2 separate regions of the Homo sapiens genome follow, and region 1 is linked to region 2. Evidence: read pairs that join two places in POLR2A ChIA-PET (ENCODE). Cell type or tissue: GM12878. All regions are shown on one strand. Links, peaks and the distances in the headings refer to the core of each region. The heading gives the core; the rest is flanking DNA.

Region 1 (2,927 bases), core at 217-2,716, 160 kb before region 2:
AATACTAGCAGTCAGCATCAGACCCTCCTGGTAGGAGGTTAGATAATTCTTCAACGGGAAGTCTAACCAGACTAAGAGAAAACATGTGAAAAACACTAGCAGTTAGGAGTTCACAGCAAACAGCAGGGCCAGATCACCTAACAGAGAGGCATACCAGTTGACAACCCTAGAGCTTCTAATCAGATATTTAATGACTCATTCTTAAGTGTTTATGGGTGGCCAAGGATCTTAGTACATTTCAGGAAAGCCTCTAACATGAAGGACACAGACCAAACAGAAATAACAAATTTGGATAAAATAGAGTAATGAAAGCTGAAGGCTTTACACATGTGTATATGTTGTGTGTTTAGCTTCTGGCCATCTAGAGATAAGAAATTTTACTTCAATGAAAAAGAACACCATGATATTAAAAAATCAAGACCCAGATCAGTAAACCTTTTGGAAATCAGAAATATCATGGCAGAAATGAAAAAAAAAAAACTAGAAAATTTTGAATGCTTGAGATATCTAAGAAATTAGAATAAAAAGTCTAAATGTAGAAAATTCAACATGAAGAAAAAAATAGAGCATCAATCCAAAAGGTTCATTCTCTGAATAATAGGAAAACACAAAGAACAGAGGAAATTATGTTAAGGAAATTACCAAGCACATGATTCAACAAATGTTCCAACTGGAACAAGTTCAGAATGAAAAGCCCATGAAATGCCCAACACGGTGGGGAAAAAAATCTTTTTAGGCCTACAACAAAGCATATCACTTTAAAATTTAGAGCACAGGGACAAAACTTGCAAAATGAAAATATCAGAATGGGCTCAAACTTGTAAGCAGCAACACTAGATGCAAAATTTTTTTTAAAAAAGTAATTAAAACTATGACTTCAAAATTAGGAGTAAATATTACTGCCATTCTATACGTTTATAGCAGCCAAACTGGGAATCGAATGTGAGAGTAAAGACATTTTCATATGTACAAATTAACACAAAATTGATCTCCCAAACACTCTTTCTCAGGAAAATAACAGAAGGCTTGCCACCAAAATGAGTGTATAAACCAAGAAAATGAAAGACATGGAATTTTTTGGATGCCAGTTTAGAGAGATTACGAAACAACAATAGCTCTGCAAAGGACCAAGCAATAAGTCCAGAGGAGACCAGGAAGAAAAACTTTCCTAGAAGGATTTCGTCAAGAAGATGGAACTAATAAGAATGTAAATAAGTTTAAAATATCGAGAAAACATGTATACTTTAGCAGACAGTTTGGGGATTAGTTATTGCTAGGTATATAGAAAACAGAGCAACCAAAACACATACACACACAATTTTTTAACTCAAAAATAAAACTAAAGAAAATATCTAAGAAAGGAAATATAAACATAACTTATGTGAGTTATCTGTGAACAAAATATTTATATTCTCATTATATAATAACATAAAAAGAAATTATAAATCAAACAAAAAAATAAACATATTTGGAAAATGAGAGGACAAAGTGAAGGAAATTGGCCAGGCATGGTGGCTCATGCCTGTAATCTTAGCACTCTGGGAGGACGAAGCAGGCAGATCATTTTAGGTCAGGTGTTCCAGACCAGCCTGGGCAACATGGTGAATCCCCATGTCCACCAAAAAATACAAAATAAAATTTAGCTGAACATGGTGGTGTATGCCTGTAGTTCCAGCTACCTGGGAGGCTGAGGCAAGAGAATCACTCGAAGCTGGGAGGCAGAGGTTGCAGTGAGCCAAAATTGTGCCACTGCACCCTGGGCGACAAGAGCAAAACTCCGTCAAAAAAAAAAAAAAAAGTGAAGAAAATTAGAGATATAAAAGATTTATATATTCATTTTTCATTGTAGCAAGTCAAGACATAATGTCTTAAACTAGAAAACTACAACTACATCACTAAAATATACAGGGAAAATATCAAAACAATGGATGAAAGCTTTTAAATTTTTGAGGAGAGGTGGATAAAGGAGAGGAAAATAGACATTATTTTTATAAAAAGTCTTGTAGAAATATTGGAATATAAATTTCTATAAAAAAATTACACATTTACTTAATTCTATATTTCTTTATTTTAAAAGCAACTTTAAGCAATAATTGTATTAAACTTATAAAGGTTTTTTTGAGAAATGATATGCTATATTGAAACAAGCTTGGAGAAAATTCTGTGCTTCGAGAAAGAAACTCCATCTTAATATTAACTAGGTTCGTGGCTGTTGAGTGTTGAGGTTGATGAAATAATTGGCAATGGTAGTAACTGAAACCAGAATCAATGCTGATGATTTTTTCAGAGGGATATTTTCTGGTGCCAAAAAAAATTTTGGAAAAAAATTGCAAGATTCAAGTACTAAGAAAATTTTAAGGTTTGCAGGAAATAGATAAATTACCATTAATGATGTTATGTGTGGTGAACAGCTCTGCACGTATCTTCTCAAGTAATGTTCTCAGAAATTGCTAAGGTAAAGATGTTCAGATTTTAAGTAAGAGAGTTTGCATCCACTCATATCATGTCTCCTTAATACTACAGGAAGCTGTCTTCTTTTTTTTCCCCCTCAAAGTTAACTTTTACTTTGATCCAACAGTTACATCCTCCTTCTGTATAATTTATCCCTCCTGCTTTTGGCTCCGAATTTATAGGCTATAAACACGCTCAAAATGGCTCTCCCATTTTAAAGATTAATGAATTAATCTAGAAAATCAGACCCTATCTCATCTCCATCGATTCCTACTGCATACATTAGACTAGCTCTCCCCTTCGCAATTAAGCCTTCAAAAGAATGGCTGAAATTGCTATCTCCATTTTCTCACATTTACTTCTTCAAATGACATAATAAGTTTCGATCCTTCCCATGGCCCTGTAAATGCTCCAGTAAATGTCACTATTTTCTAATGGGTTGTTTTCAGCCCTTATCTCATTTGACCTATGTGCGC
Region 2 (2,927 bases), core at 143-2,642:
GTATACACTCATTTCATTTTTGACATGGAGAGTAAATAAAAGTTATTTTTAAATGGATTGTTAAATATTGTGTCAGAACAGTTGCTACTTAATTTCTCACTATAATGAAAAAAATATTGTGTACTTTGGTTCTAAGCAGTATAACATAGAAATCTAAACATTCTTGAAAGATGCCTGATTCAGTAGGAAGAGAGCAGATAGATTGTCTGCATTGAACAATAATACAACTGTGATTTAGAGATTTAAAAAATTCTCTGCAAATGTTAACATTAGTCAATATGAAGGCATTCACAGAAAGATAATGAGGAGATTACATTCCTTCTTTTTTAGAAAGTAAGCTTCTTGTAAAAATGAATTTTATTTCTACTGAAAAGGGTTGTGTGTGTGTGTGTGTGTAAATGGTAACACTTTGCCAACTACTGGGTGCAATTCATGTGTATAGCATCTTTAAAATTATTACCCCATTAGAGAGTTAAAATTATATCAATTATTTGGTTTCATTTAGCCTTTAGTGTTTGATTACTAGACAATAGAGCTTCATGGATAATAAAAATGAAATTTCCAATAAAAAATTAAAAAAACCTCTAGCTGTGCCAAAGTTCTGAGGGTTTCAAGTTATACAACAAAGCCACTGGCTTTCAAACAGTGCCACAACTCCAGCACCTTGTGCCAGATATTACATTTACTCAGGGTCATTTGGACAAAAGTAATGAAAAATATTAAAGCAATGTTTACATAGCAGATATGCAATAGCAATCATGTTATGTACATTGGTGATAAGAGTAAGAATTGGATTGTTTGGGAGAAAAGTGACATTTTCTCTTAAGTAGTGGAAAATTACCAGTATGCAGTATGTTGGCATTTTCTACTTAACTTTATTCCTTTATTTTTTTTTCATGCAGCTCCACTGTAAACCATTATGATAGTTATCATAATACATATGCACACATACAAATACATATAATCAGAAATGTTTTCTAGAAGTGATCTGAAAGCCAAAGAAATATGGTGATAAACTATAAATTATACCTTATTCAGTCTATTTCTATGATGAGATAAAAGGGCAAAGTGTGTGAGCAGTAATTATGCACAGAAAATGCTTATTAGGTGCCCTCAAATGGCAGACCACTATCCAGTCTTACTCTTCCTGGTCTTACTCTAACAAATTGTATAGGATTCTAATTGCAAGTGAGTATTGCTCAGTTCATCTTAACAATATATCATAAGCCTGAGCTCCACCAATAGGTTCAAGCTGAGAGATGTCTTGTGGCCCCACATGTGGTTTCCTTTGAAAACCACTGAGCTATAGCTGCCCCTGAAACACCTCTATGTTTGCTTCATCTTAGTGATAGCTTTTCTTTATTAGTTTATTCAGCAACCATGTAGTTGGGTCCTTGATTTCCCATCCAACACATCTTTTTGTCCCCTTCTTTAGCTCCTGACACCTTATTTCTTATTCCCAAACTGAGTATCATTTCCCCATATAAAGGGCTCTACGTAATTATTAGTCCCCAGTCCAACCCACAAAAGCCTAAGTAATCCATGGTATACCTAAAAGTTGTATTTCAACTACTCTCAAGTATACTCGGAGTTTTCTTTCCCTTGGGAAAATACTGAATTCTCACTAGAGGAGCAAGCAAAGGACGTCTTCCCAAGATTCTAACAGAAACCTTTACCTACTCCTTGAACAGAGAGAAATGGAACTAACCTTACTGCCTTCATTGTTGCCACAGTCATTTTACACAGATTATGTCACCAAATTTTACACAGATTATCTCATTTTCTCGAAGATATTACACAGATTTTACAAATGGGGAAACTGAGTGCCAGAGAGCACAAAGCAAAAAATGGAGTAAGTGATCAAGTCGGGATTTACACCGGTAGCAGTCTAACTTCAGAGTTTGTGCTCCATCCTGCCTTTCAAAAGAAAATCCCGCGGTCCAAGTCTATTACTGCTTGGGTGTTCTAAGTGAGGAACAAAGAAAAATTAGTCCCTTAGAGAAAGAATCCTATTCCCCAAAATCCACATGTTGAAGCCCTAACCTCTTGTACGTCAGTACACAGTATGTTGGAGTTTTATACTTTATGTTACATAAAAAAGACTTCAGAATATGACTGCATTTGGTGATATGGTCTTCAAAGGGGTAATTAAGTTAAAATGAGGCCATCAGGAGAGGGACCTTAGAAAAAAAACCACCTTGATCTTGGACTTCCAGGCTCCACAATTGTAAGAAATAAATTTCTGTTATTTAAGTCACCCAATCTGTGGTATTTTGCCATGACAGCCCTAGCAAACTAACCACAGTTCTCATGGTAAACACCACTGGATCTCCTACCCATTCACGTGGGATGAGTTATCTTGAGGCCATTGTTGGGCTCAAGGCTCATTAATGCAATTCCTTTTCTCCCCTAGGCTTGAGGTATGATTTCTATAGAGCTTTTTATATTAACCAAATCAGGATAACTTATATTAAATCTTCAAGTATTTTCTTTAGGCACAGGAGACCATATCAATGCGCAGGACTAGAAATAGGGATACAAAATAAACAGGAGAGAGATGTCTACAGCATGCCTGATGTCTTTGGCACACTCTTGGTCTGTGAGCCAAGCATCACAGGGCTTAGCTTAGCACACCCCAAGGCTTAGTGCTAAGCTAAGACTTCGGGTGCTACAATAAGGACAGGCATTGGAGCTGAGTTCCTAAGCATGTGAAAAAATTGAACATACTTTATTAGTCTAATACTTTATAGTACAGCATAGTAGTTAAGAATGCAAACAGGAGATACACTGCCTGGCCTTAAATCTGGGATCCTTCACTTAGTAAGTGGGACATTCAGCAAGTTATTTAAACTTTCTGCACCTCAATTTTTTACGTCTTAAATAGAAGGGTTGTTATGAGGATTAACTCAGTTAATGCATTTAAAGAG

Evidence for each region. ChIA-PET counts read pairs that join two places held together with the same protein. Peaks named below come from ENCODE experiments on the same cell type or tissue, not always from the same donor. Only the 100,000 strongest peaks of a DNase experiment are listed, where the experiment ranks them.
Region 1: POLR2A ChIA-PET joins it to region 2 with 5 read pairs; 4 of 35 experiments call an interaction of 5 or more read pairs at or near these places.

What each region holds. Positions count from the first base shown.
Region 1 is chr13:80,545,287-80,548,213 of GRCh38, reverse strand. No RefSeq gene overlaps it. Among named protein-coding and RNA genes, the nearest start is that of SPRY2, 210 kb to the right of the region's middle. RefSeq lists a silencer at 1-280. In GM12878, for the core only: no CTCF peak of the experiment used is centred there; no DNase peak of the experiment used is centred there.
Region 2 is chr13:80,384,550-80,387,476 of GRCh38, reverse strand. No RefSeq gene overlaps it. Among named protein-coding and RNA genes, the nearest start is that of SPRY2, 45 kb to the right of the region's middle. In GM12878, for the core only: no CTCF peak of the experiment used is centred there; a DNase peak (open chromatin) is centred at 1,326.